Regions from separate parts of the Homo sapiens genome. Here region 2 is linked to region 1. A link is a contact called in ENCODE Hi-C or POLR2A ChIA-PET data. All regions are on one chromosome and are shown on one strand. The core of a region is the stretch at or near the end of the contact, and the rest is flanking DNA. Distances in the headings are between cores, read along the strand shown. Region 1 has its middle 30 kb from the start of ZNF782. Region 2 has its middle 23 kb from the start of CTSV.

Region 1 (3,092 bases), core at 207-2,706:
TACAAAAAATACAAAACTTAGTTGGGCATGGTGGCATGTGCCTGTGGTCCCAGCTGCTTGGGAGGCTGAGGCTAGAGGATCACTTGAGCCTGGGAGGTTGAGGCTGAAGTAAGCCATGATTGCACCAGTGCCCTCCAGACTAGGCCACAGAGTGAGACTCTGTCTCTGTCTAAGAAAAGAAAGGAAGAAAGAAAGAAAGAGGAAGGAAGGAAGGAAGGGGAAGGAAGGAAGGAAGGAAAAATAAGTTATTTAAATTGAGGCTCTGCAAGTAATGTGTTGTTTCTCTCTGATGCTTTCAAGACTTTTTTCTTTGTTTTTTTTTGTTTCCAGAAACTTAATTATTATGTGTCTTGGCATCAATGTCTTTGGGCTTACCATGTTTGGGAATCACTCAGATTCTTCAATCTGTAGATTTATGTCTTTTCCCAAATTTGAGACATTTCAGCCTTTATTTTTTCAGACACTTTTTCAGTGCCTCTCTCTCCTACTGGATCTCTGTTAACACAAATGTTAACCCTTTAGTTATTGTCTTATAGATCCCTGACATGCTGTAATTGTTCTCTTTTCTTACCTTTTTTTCTGCTGCTCACATTGGGTAAATTTTATTGATCTGTCTTCAGGTTCATTGATTTTATCCTCTTTTATGTCCACTATACTATTGAGCATATCCAGCAGGCTTTTTATTGTGGTTATCATATTTTTCAGTTCTCTAACTTGTATTTGGTTTCTTTTTGTAATTTTTGTTTCTTTGGTGAAATTTTCTATTTTTTTACTCCAAAAAAATCGCAATTGCTTGTTGAAGCATTTGATAGCTGCCCGAAAACCCTTGTTAGATAATACTCTATCTGATTTCTCTTGGTGTTAGTATCTGTTATTTTTTTCTTGTTTCTGTAGGATTTTTCCGATTCTTGGCATTTTTTTAATTGTATCCCAGATATTTTCTATATTATGAGACTGTGAATTCTATTTAATCTTTTTTAAATTTAATCCATTTAATCTTTTTTAAAATTGCAATTGCTTGTTGAGGCATTTGATAGTTGCCTGAAAACACTTGTTAGATAATACCCTATCTGATTTATCTTGGTGTTAGTGTCTGTTATTTTTTTTCTCATTTCTGTGGGATTTTTCTGATTCTTGGCATGTCAAGCATTTTTTAAATTGTATCCCAGATATTTTCTATATTATGAGACCATGAATCCTAGTTAACCTTTTTTAAGTGGGTATAGTGCCAGGGTCAGGTGGGTGTGTTTGTTCAGCTTCCTAATAGACTCCTCCAAACCATCCTGGTAAAAATGGGGCACTGACTCACACTGCATTGTTGCAGATGGGTGGGGTGAAAGTTCAAGTCCTTCTTCATCCCACAGTCATCTTCCTGGTCAAAGTGGGACGCTGACTCACACCACCTTGTTGCCTCTGAGTGTGACTATGTGACCAGCTCCCTGACTGGCTCCACTGCCTTCGGGGTTGTGGGGTGGGAGGGAAGGTAGGAAAGGTGGAAGGCTGACTCACACCACCTTGTTGCTATGAGTAGGAGTGGAGGGTCAGCTTGGCTCTGCATATTGTTGATATCAGGAAAGGGGAGAAGCAAAACATCAGCTACCCTTCCTTATGACACTCTATTCTGCCTTGTTGTTGCCAAGTGGAGGTGAAGGGTCAGCACCCAATGGACCTTCATGACAGGGCCTGGAGGGGTGAAGCCTCATTGTAACCAGCTCTGCCTTTTACTGCATTGTCAAATTTCATTGCTGCTGGGTGGGGGTGAAGGCTCAGCTCACTGTTTGACCCCACTGACACTACCCCTGTGGGGGAATCAGAGCACTGTCTGCTTCCAGGCAAGGCATGGAATCTCAGCTCCTCCTGCCACCCACTTCTGCCAGGCAGAGGATGCAAGATTAGCTCTGTGCTCGGCCCTGCCAATACCACCAGATTGGGAAATCAGAGTTCCCTTGCTTGCTTCCACAGGGTAGAGGGTAGTACAGCTTTTCTGTTGGTGTTTGGCTGGTGTAGGGCTGATATTGCTAAAAGCTTTTCTATTCATAGCCCATCCATTCCAAGACCTTTGGCTAAAGAGAACACACTTTTCTTAAGGCTTTTGTTTCATTGTCTGTGCCTATTGGTAGTTCTGGGTTGGAGGTTTCTGTAGTGCCCTGTCCATGGCATATGAGAAGCAGAAGGAAACAGAGAACTCATCACCCTGCAGTTCATCAACTCTTGATGTCTCTGGACAGCCCATCTTCTTCCATGTATCTTTTCAGAGTTTTGCTATGCTTGTTTATTGTTTTGTTTCCAAAGATTTCTATGTGTAGTAGGAAGGACTTTTATTTTTTATGTCGTTAGTTTTTCTGAACTTTCAGAAAGAGATGTGAAGGTTTCTGAATTTTCTGAAAGAGGTGTGAAAAGCCTTTCAAACTTCACAGAGCTCCCTTCTATTGGTTGTGTCTAGGGCTCAAAAATATGTCAACTTGGCTTTCTGAGATGTTCTGCCTTTATTCTCCTCCGTCCCTTTAGTCTAAACCTTCTCTCTCTGTCACCTTTGTTGTCCCTATCCTGCTTGATTTTCATTCCACTAGAAGCAGTCTCTCTTCAGTGTAGGTCCCTGCCCTAAAAGGGATCCCTGGCAGGTGATTTCAGAGGAGCTACACTGCTCCATCCCCTTCAGCTTATCTTACACAAGCCCCTTGAGCCCTACTGGTATTGGAGAAAACAAACCCCTCCTTTTAGAGCTGCTGTTCTGGAATCATCCCACCAATGCTTTCCTTGCTTCCTCCTACACAAGATGTCACTTGTAGTCAGGTGGCTTGTCTCCACACCCCATATTTTGGGATTCATGAAAACATCCTGTCACCATGTTTTTAAAAAATATATTGTCCTTGGTGTTTCGTGTTTAGTTTTGTTTCGATGTCTAGCTGCTTTGTCTTTCCTTTTTTTAATGTGGCAATGCAAAGAAACTAAACAACTTTACTGCAACTGTTGTCTTGCAGAATTCTGTCTTTTCATTCTTCATCTCCTATTGTCCATTCTTCTCATGACAGCCAGTGTGGTGTCTTCTCTGCATTGTTCCTTCATGAACAAGGTAACATCACTAGTTTTCA
Region 2 (3,092 bases), core at 339-2,838, 180 kb before region 1:
TCCTCAGGAGGCTGAGGTAGAAGGATCGCTGGAGCCCAGGAGGTCAAGGCTACAGTGAACTGAGATCATGCCATTGCACTCCATCCTGGGTGACAGAGTAAGACCCTGTCTCAAAAAATAATAAAAAAAAGAATTCGTGTTTTAAAAATTGTTCATGGTTGGGCACGGTGGCTCCTGCCTGTAATCCCAGCACTTTGGGAGGCTTAGGCAGGTGGACCATGAGGTCAGGAGATCGATACCAGTCTGACCAACATGGTGAAATCCCATCTCTATTAAAAATATAAAAATTAGCTGAGTGTGGTGGCGCGCACATGTAATCCCAGCGACTCAGGAGGCTGAGGCAGGAGAATCACTTAAACCCGGGAGGCGGAGGTTGCAGAGAGCTGAGATCATGCCACTGCACTCCAGCCTGGGTGACAGAATGAGACTCCGTCTCAAAAAAAAAAAAATTGTTCATGATTGTGTAGACTCTTACAGGTCAGTGGGTCAGATCTGCACAACTTGCACCAATTTGCAAAATGTACTGGATTTTGGATTCTGTAGCAAATGAAAAAATTTCTGTTTAAAATTCTAATTTTCAATTAAAATTTTTGACTTTTAATTTTTAGAAAACATGTGAAATACATTTTCTTCATTACCTGAAAAGGGATACCAAGTAAGAACAAGCATGAATTTGTCCAGAAGCAAGTATTAGGAGTGTGCTAATTTTTATATTAACAGATACCTATACTGAAACATATACATTCTGAGAATTCTTAAACCTTTCATTAGGTTGAACCATGTAAAATTGCACTTTTGGAGGTCGAAAATTTTCAAATTTTTGGTAAACCAAAAACTTACCTATTTTTTTCTTTTTTTTTGAGACGGAGTCTCACTCTGTCACCCAGGCTGGAGTGCAGTGGTGTGATCTCGGCTCACTGCAAGTTCCACCTCCCGGGTTCACGCCTTTCTCCTGCCTCAGCCTCCCGACTAGCTGGGACTACAAGTGCCTACCACCACACCCGGCTAACTTTTTGTATTTTTAGTAGAGACGGGGTTTCACCGTGTTAGCCAGGTTGGTCTCGATCCCCTGACCTCATGATCCGCCCACCTCGGCCTCCCAAAGTGCTGGGATTACAGGCATGAGCCACTGCACCAGGCCTCCATAGCCTGTTTATTTTAAGATGTCCATACCTTTCCACAGGAAGGTGGGAACAATACCATTGAAGTGTTAAGACTCACATGAATTCGTTTATTTGTTTTATGATCTGATTCAGGCTCTTGCTCCATCTGTTTGTTCAGCTAATTGCCAATCAGTGTGGGAGTTTGGGTAGTAGTTTTGGTAGAAGCCTAAATCAAAGCAAACAGCTGTATCTCTTACATGAAACGTCTGCCTACAGGGTTGATTTTTTTAAAAAAAAACAAGTTGTACTCTTCAGAGAAGGCTTTTCAGCTGTGAATAGAAATGACTAGGCCCTGGCAGGCAAAATGTTCCATGTTGCTCTGAGGTATGAAACATTACCTGTTTGGTGAAGCCACATTACATAACTGCTGAACCTGGGACTCTCCAACCAAATGATTCATCAGTTTTATGGGGCCAAATGATTCATCAGTCAACATCATTATTTTGTCACCACCAATTAGCATTTGCAGGGTACCCACACAGAGATGACACTGGATTTGATGCTTGACAGAACACAAGGAAGACAAAGAGTACAGCTGATAAAGTAAACTGTTGGAACTATACATCTGAATATGAAACAAAGCACAGGCATACCTGTAAATCCATGCCTGCCTGAGCCACACGTGGTGGAATAAACTCACGGAAACTCACCATGGAGCTTCACAATGGTTCTTTGTGTTGCAACAGAGGATGAAGCAGGTGCTCTTCCACAAGGAAGATGTGAGAAAGGCTCCAGGTCCCCTTGGGAATCCCAGAATAGACCCTAAAACTTTGGAAGGGCCTTTGTTGAACACTGAGTCAAACTCCCCAGAATCCTTTTACAGAACCCCTGTCCAGCAAGTGACCAGTGAGTCTCTAAAGACTTTGAGAATTTGCAGATTCTAGGGAAGACTTCATAGGTTCAGAGATGGGAATTTTGGAGCATTCTAGAAAAATTCTGGAATACAAACAAATTTGGAATTATCATAGGAAGGCTATTATGCAATTATTTTCCAGTTAATAGCTCTTAATAAGAGATCTAAGGTGGCCATTGGAGTTGAACCAAGACAATCTTCTTCCATTGTTGCCATTCTAATTTCAGAGTTCCTTGCTGTTTTATTCCTCCTCAATTCCATTTTGGACTAGTTAGAGATAGAATAGAAAGAAAAACTGAGCCACAAATTCCATTTTTCCCTGCTTAAAGGGTAAACATCTGCCTGAGAAGCACACTCAAGTTTTCCAGAAGATTCCAACAGGGGAGTCCCAGTTTATAAGCAGGTTGTGTGTCTTTGGTGTGTGGTCAGTCAGCTGTGTGGAAAACAAGATGTATTTTCCCCCAAAGATGGTGCACTTAGTGGTTGGGTACTGAGGCTTGTACATGACAACCTGCTTAACTGGGCGCGCACCTGAAGGGTGGTGCCCTGTCAATGACATACAATGCAGCCTAGCCCTTGTGGGCCACAGTATTTCCCTAGGTAGCCAGGCACACACCTGTCCCAGTGCAGTAGGATCAAGGCCTCCCTCCCTCCCTGCTGCCCAGTGCAGGGCATTGAGAGATGATGAGCTCTTCTCAGCACCATGTCCTAACGGTGCAGGCTGGGAAAGAAGAGAAATGAGATTGGGGGGTTCAGTTAGCCTCTGGTGGTGAGCGGGGCTGGAGTAATCTTCTTGTCTGTCCAAGTAGGTTTTCCATTCCTCCAGCCTAACAGATTTGTCTAGCATTCTTTCTTTGCTAAGGATTTGAAAGTAGCCTTGGTGGAGAATGCCCAGCCCTGTGAGGTTTTCTGAATGTTTATAGCCAGTAAGGAAGCAGAATGTAATGAGATGGAGAGCCTCTCCTGCCCATTTGGCGATGTGGGGTTTCTGGTCCCAGGACCAGGTGCACACACTCAGGGACAATGACAAAGGCCAGAGTCTACAACTCTGCAGCTGGGGAAGCCACCCAAAGATG

Evidence for each region. Hi-C counts contacts between places; a loop is a spot of excess contacts on that map. ChIA-PET counts read pairs that join two places held with the same protein, here RNA polymerase II (POLR2A). Pooled maps may share reads with other maps.
Region 2: a loop to region 1 is called in a pooled map, with 8 times the contacts of the local background. The contact joins two enhancer-like sites. A Hi-C loop is called at or near these places in 6 of 50 pooled maps. POLR2A ChIA-PET finds 5 or more read pairs at or near these places in 2 of 52 experiments (H1 and OCI-LY7).

Annotation. Positions count from the first base shown.
Region 1 is chr9:96,882,940-96,886,031 of GRCh38, reverse strand. It overlaps a transcript of ZNF782 not described here. Among named protein-coding and RNA genes, the nearest start is that of ZNF782, 30 kb to the right of the region's middle. RefSeq lists an enhancer at 863-2,062. Within about 2 kb of position 1,456, at least 2 of the 41 ENCODE cell types and tissues checked have a DNase peak (open chromatin) inside an H3K27ac peak, as active enhancers do.
Region 2 is chr9:97,061,052-97,064,143 of GRCh38, reverse strand. No RefSeq gene overlaps it. Among named protein-coding and RNA genes, the nearest start is that of CTSV, 23 kb to the right of the region's middle. Within about 2 kb of position 1,588, at least 5 of the 41 ENCODE cell types and tissues checked have a DNase peak (open chromatin) inside an H3K27ac peak, as active enhancers do.